Regions from separate parts of the Homo sapiens genome. Here region 1 is linked to region 2. A link is an interaction called in ENCODE POLR2A ChIA-PET data of the cell type or tissue named here. Cell type or tissue: K562. All regions are shown on one strand. Each heading gives the region's core, and the rest is flanking DNA. Links, peaks and the distances in the headings are about the cores only. Region 1 has its middle 78 kb from the start of CD164. Region 2 overlaps PPIL6 (peptidylprolyl isomerase like 6).

Region 1 (2,914 bases), core at 237-2,736, 87 kb after region 2:
GGTTGGCATACTCTCGACTAGCAATGTCTGCCAGAAGAGTCTGCAATGGTGGAAATGTCCTATATTTGCACTGTCCAGTAGAGTAGCCTCTGGCCACGTGTGGCAGTTGTACACTTGAAATGTGACTACTGTGACTGAGGGAATGAATTTTTAATTTTCTTTTTCTTCTTTTTCTTTTTTTTAAGGGCTAGTCAAGTGAAGCAGTGTGAGTGGAGAAAGAATAAAGCAATCTGTAACTGGTTGTGATCAATTAGTTGTAAACACGACTGCACTCAGACCAGCTTGAATTTTTAATTTTCTTTCATTTAAATTAATAATAATTTTAATTAAAGTAAATTAAATAGCCACATGTGGCTACTGAACTGAATAGTGAAGCTGTAGCTCTAGAAAAAAGCTATCAATTGTTTATTGAATGAATTATTTTAAGACCAACAGCTGAGACAATAGTTCTTTATAAAAACTAAATTTTAAATTTTAAGCCTCCTTGGGGTTTGGAGGAGAAAAGTTCTTGTTTGGTTTTAAACAAAACATGGCTTTGTATATCAAGAACCACAAACCCTGAAGACTGGAGCATGAAATTTATACCATAAGTCAGAGAGAAGGAAGTATGTATGATAGATTAGAATGATTTTTCTTGCCTAAAAGGAAATAACAGTTAAACAAGGAAAGACTATTTCTAGAGCTTAGTTCTAGTGGATGCCTAAGGAAAGATGCTGGATAAGTTGGAGGAGGGTATCCCAGAGCAGAAGGTACCTTTTGCTTGGATTCTCTGTGAGGTGGCCTCCCAGGAAGACTGGCAGCCCCTCAAAGTGGGGAGAAAGACCTCCACATGTGGGTACCCAGAGGGGTGCTGAACAGCAGGCTAACCAGAAGAGGCCAGCTCACCCACAGCAGAGATAAGGGAAGTGGCTGTGTCTTCCCAACTGCCAGGAAGATTTGAAAGCACTGCCACAAACTTAGATCACCTCTGAGAGGATGGAAGAACAAGAAGAGTGTCATGTGAGCCCTAAACTTAAGGTCCAAAATTTGTGCTGCCTTGACTTCTGGCAAAATCGGGAGGCCTCAAATAGCTTAGCCACAAAGTTCCCCACTCCCCACTCCGCTCCCACAGATAAGGTCTCCAGGTTTAACGACCTTCCTTATCAAAGGAACCAGGTGCAATTCCTGCTTATCCCTGAGTAGTAGTTTCAGTTCCCTGCCAGACCACAGCATTATTCAAATCAATCACCCCTTCCTGTGTGAAGCACAGAACATCACACTCTCCTGATATTACAAAACCTGCCTCCCACAGCCCTTGCTTGTTCACTCTGTTCCCAAGTGGCCCTGTGTAGGGGGGCAGTGTCCTCTTCCTCTGGATTGTGTCTGTGACTAATAAATTACCATTCACCCCATCTGTCCAGGGTCAGGTGTTGTGTGTTCAGCCATCCCCATGACCCTAAGGCAGAACCCTTCCCTCTCCAGCAAGTGAAGAGGAGGTGATTAAAACAAAGGGGAAGAGGGAGAATCTTGAATTAACTGATTTTAAATCGCAAACGGATCACTTTTAAACTCCAAGTGTGAGTCAGTGATGTGGCATTGGAAAGTTTAATCTTCTTGCCATCAGTAAAAGCTATTTTGAACCTCAGGGAACTCACAGGGCACATGCTAGAGTTTTCCTCCAGGTAACAACATAATGAAACCTGGAAAGTGGCCCGGAGGAGGACAGGCAAAAGCTCTTTGCTTATCAGATACCAAAAACGAGGGCCGTGGCCATGAGTTCAGCACTGCTCATGTGAGGGCCCAGGCTCCTTTGTGTCTCCCAGGAATCCCCAGACAACCCAAAGCACACTTTATTTTTAATTTTTATTTCTTTTTGTGTTTAGAGACAGGATCTCTGATGCCCAGGCTGGAGTGCAGCAGCACAACCATAGCTCACAACAGTCTCAAACTCCTGGGCTCAAGGGATCCTCCCACATAGGCCTCCCAAAGTGCTGGGATGAAAGGAGTGAGCCACCACACCCAGCTGTCAAAGCACACATAAATATCTGCATGTTTAGAGAGAGCTGAGTAAGTGAGCATGAAAATAAAAACACATTCAAAAATGAAGAGAAGGCTGGGTGCAGTGGCTCACACCTATACCCAGCACTCGGATCACTTGAGGTCAGGAGTTCGAGACTAGCCTGGCCAACATGGTGAAACCCCATCTCTACGAAAAATACAAAAATTAGCCGGGTGTGGTTGCACACAACTGTAATCCCAGCAACTCGGGAGGCTGAGGCACGAGAGTCACTTAAACCTGGGAGGCAGAGGTGGCAGTGAGCTGAGGTCATGCCACTGCACTCTAGCCTGGGAGACAGAGTGAGACTCTGTCTCAAAAACAAAAACAAAAATGAAGAGAAAAGCAACAAACATTCAAGGAATGAGAGGCTCGTGTTGTTTTCTTTAGAAATTCCTTGATGTACTCCTAAAGCAGGCTTGCTGCAGGAAGGATTATATTATCAGGATATCTCTTCAGCTTTCTCCTTTTTACCCTAATCACCCTGAACATCAACAATACATTCAGACTAAAGGCATGTTTCATGCTATATATTTTATACCGTGCTATAGAGTAACTTTGAGGGACTTCTTTCTTTCCTTCTACCCCTAAAGTGCAAACGAATTGTATTCTTTAAATCAGGGGATAAAAAACTAAACTTTTTTTTTTTTGAGATGGAGTTTCGCTCTTTAGCCCAGGCTGGAGTGCAGTGGCGAGATCTCAGCTCACCCGCCTCCCGGGTTCACACCATTCTCCTGCCTCAGCCTCCCGAGTAGCTGGGACTACAGGTGCCCGTCACCATGCCCGGCTAATTTTTTTTTTTTTTTTTTTGTATTTTTAGTAGAGACGGGGTTTCACTGTGTTAGCCAGGATGGTCTTGATCTCCTGACCTTGTGATCC
Region 2 (2,914 bases), core at 157-2,656:
TCTTAGCTATAGCTGGGTAGGACCCCATTTCGGAATGTTAAGCTAAATATGAAAACTTATGACTGACTAAATTTTCCATTTTTTTCTCCTATGTAGGCAACTGATTGAAGGAACAGAAGTGCTTAAACAACTAGAATTAGTTCCAACACAGAATGAAAGACCAATACATATGTGTAGAATTACTGACAGTGGAGATCCTTATGCTTGATTTTCATATCAATATTTTCTGTGATAATTTATTACTTTGTATCTGATCAGCTGTTTGTGGATTTAATTAAAAAGTACTTGATAAATTGTAATTTGAAAGCCGTGGCAGACACTGTAGGTTGCCTCATCTACACCCAATCCCTCCCCATCTTCCTTTCCTGTCTCTGTCATAGAGACTGTGAAAGGGTGGTACTCAATTTCCTAGACTCCTTTGCAGCCACGGGTGGCCATGAGAGATGGTTCTGGCCAGTGGGACAGGAATAGAACGCCAGTGGTCCTGCCCCTTCCCCTTCATCCAGTCTGGAATGTGGAGAGGCTGGAGCTACAGCTGTCATCTTGTGGCCATAAAGAAAAGGCTGAGGCCAGGTGTGGTAGCTCACGCCTGTAATCCCAGCACTTGGGAGGCCGAGGCAGGTGGATCACAAGATCAAGAGATTGAGACCATCCTGGCCAACATGGTGAAACCCTGTCTCTACTAAAACTACAGAAATTAGCTGGGCATGGTGGCATGCACTTGTAGTCCCAGCTACTTGGGAAGCTGAGGCAGAAGAATCTCTTGAACCCGGGAGGCGGAGGTTGCAGTGAGCCGAGATGCCGCCACTGCACTCCAGCCTGGCGACAGAGAGAGACTGTCTCAAAAAAAAAGAAAGGCCAAGTACTGCAGAGATGTCAGCCCCAGTCTCTTGAGCTGCGGGACCAATACCAGCAACCACCTACTCTGGACTTCTTATTATAGGAGACTAACAGAGCCCTGTGTTGTGTTGTTTATGTTACTGTTGGTTGAGAATTTTGTTACTTGTGGACAAAAAATTCTTAATTTAGCAACACACCTGATAGCCTAAGACATTTGTAATAGAATTATGTTCTTGTTTGTAACTACATGTACTCCTAGGAGAAACTTGGTAAGTAACCAAATAGGAATGATGCAGAAGAAAAAGCAATTCATTGTAATATTTCATTGTTTATACCAGCATTCAGAAAGAGTATCTACACTTTGGATGTTTTCATATATGACATGAACATCATCCTTATCTCTCTGAGCCATACCAACCCTATGAAAACCAAGGGCTTGTTTTACAGTGTCCGTGGTGGCTGACTCATGTGATGTTATTGGAGATTCAGCTTTATCACTACTCTGTAATCTAAAGTTCTCAAGCTCATATCACCTGGGGAGCTTTTAAAATGTAACCTAACAGACCTTGTCCTTGACCTACTGAGGCAGAGTTCCCAGGCGTGGGGCAGAGATTCTGTGTTCATTTGGTTCTTTCCCCAGGGTTCCCAGGCGTGGGGCACAGATTCTGTGTTCATTTAGCTCTTTCCCCAGGGTTCCCATTTAGACAGCTGGGCACTAGTCATCTGGGAATCACTGCAAGACATAAGGAACTGGTTCCAGTCCCCATGGTGTAATGTAGTCAGCAGAGTGCTTGACTCTGCTATTGGTGACCTTGCTCAGCTCCTGTTACCACCACTACCCTGTGCCCCTGCTCTGCCCAGACTAAGAGTGCTTTTCTTTTTTTTTTTTTTTTTTTTTTTTTTTTTGAGACGGAATCTCACTCTGTCGCCCAGGCTGGAGTGCAGTGGCACAATCTCGGCTCACTGCAAGCTCTGCCTCCCTGATTCATGCCATTCTCCTGCCTCAGCCTCCCGAGTAGCTGGGACTACAGGCGCCTGCCACCACGCCTGGCTAATTTTTTGTATTTTTAGTAGAGATGGGATTTCACCATGTTAGCCAGGATGGTCCCGATCTTGTGACCTCGTGATCCGCCCGCCTCGGCCTCCCAAAGTGCTGAGATTACAAAGGCGTGAGCCACCGCACCCGGCTGAGAGTGCTTTTCTTACCCTAAGCAGAATGAGGTTTGTCTTCCAAGAACAATCTCTATTTACATCAGTCTTAAAGAGGCAGGCTTCTAATGGATATGAGGCTTGCCAAAAGTAGGCGTAGGCTTTTTTAACTTTTTATTTTGAAATATAGATTCACAGGAAGTTGCAAAAATAGTACAGAGCAGTCCTGTGTACCTTTCACCCATTTTCCCCAGTGGCTACGCTTACAAAACGGTAGTACAATATCAAACCAGGCAGCTGACATTGGTACAATGTGTGTGATGCCATTTTATCATGAGTATATTCATGTAACCAACACTATAGAGAAAATATAGAACCTTTCCAGCACCTCAAAGACCCCCTTCCAGTACCCCTTTACAGTCAACCCACTCCCCTGCCCTCTGCCATCCCTAACTCCTGACAACTGGCATTTGCTTTTCCTTTTAATGACAGCTTTATTGCTATATGACATATGCTTTATGCTAAGACCTGAGGTGGATGGGAGGAAGCAGACCGCCTATGTTACATTCTCAACTGACCCAGAGCAACATAGTGTTAAGAATGTGTGTTCTAGGGCCAGAATCCTGGCTCTGCCATTCCCTAGCTGCACAAACTCAGGCAAGAACTTTTCTGTGCCTCAATTCCTTCATCTGAGAAACAGTGGTACCTACCACATAAGATTGCTGTGAGGGTTCCATGAATCAATAATTTCTATAAAGAACCTATAAGAGACCTGGTCTGCTGTAAGCACTCGATAAATTTAATAATAAATTACTAATGTGTAACCTTCAGGGTGTAGCCTCAGAGCTTGGACTTTTTGAAAGCTCTCCAATGACTTTGATAGCCAGATTTGGGAATCCCTGAGGAGAGTCTCCCTCTTCCTGTA

The links. Peaks named below come from ENCODE experiments on the same cell type or tissue, not always from the same donor. Only the 100,000 strongest peaks of a DNase experiment are listed, where the experiment ranks them.
Region 1: POLR2A ChIA-PET joins it to region 2 with 5 read pairs; 5 of 35 experiments call an interaction of 5 or more read pairs at or near these places.

The regions. Positions count from the first base shown.
Region 1 is chr6:109,302,863-109,305,776 of GRCh38, reverse strand. It overlaps the pseudogene CCDC162P and the pseudogene RNY3P11. Among named protein-coding and RNA genes, the nearest start is that of CD164, 78 kb to the left of the region's middle. RefSeq lists cis regulatory regions at 1,101, 1,094-1,117, an enhancer at 1,053-1,197 and a silencer at 1,347-1,537. In K562, for the core only: a CTCF peak has its summit at 893; DNase peaks (open chromatin) are centred at 1,216 and 1,726.
Region 2 is chr6:109,390,120-109,393,033 of GRCh38, reverse strand. It overlaps PPIL6 (peptidylprolyl isomerase like 6), which reads left to right. Exons shown (of 8, transcript NM_173672.5): 8 at 97-2,819. The coding sequence ends at 208. Among named protein-coding and RNA genes, the nearest start is that of CD164, 9.1 kb to the right of the region's middle. In K562, for the core only: no CTCF peak of the experiment used is centred there; a DNase peak (open chromatin) is centred at 1,273.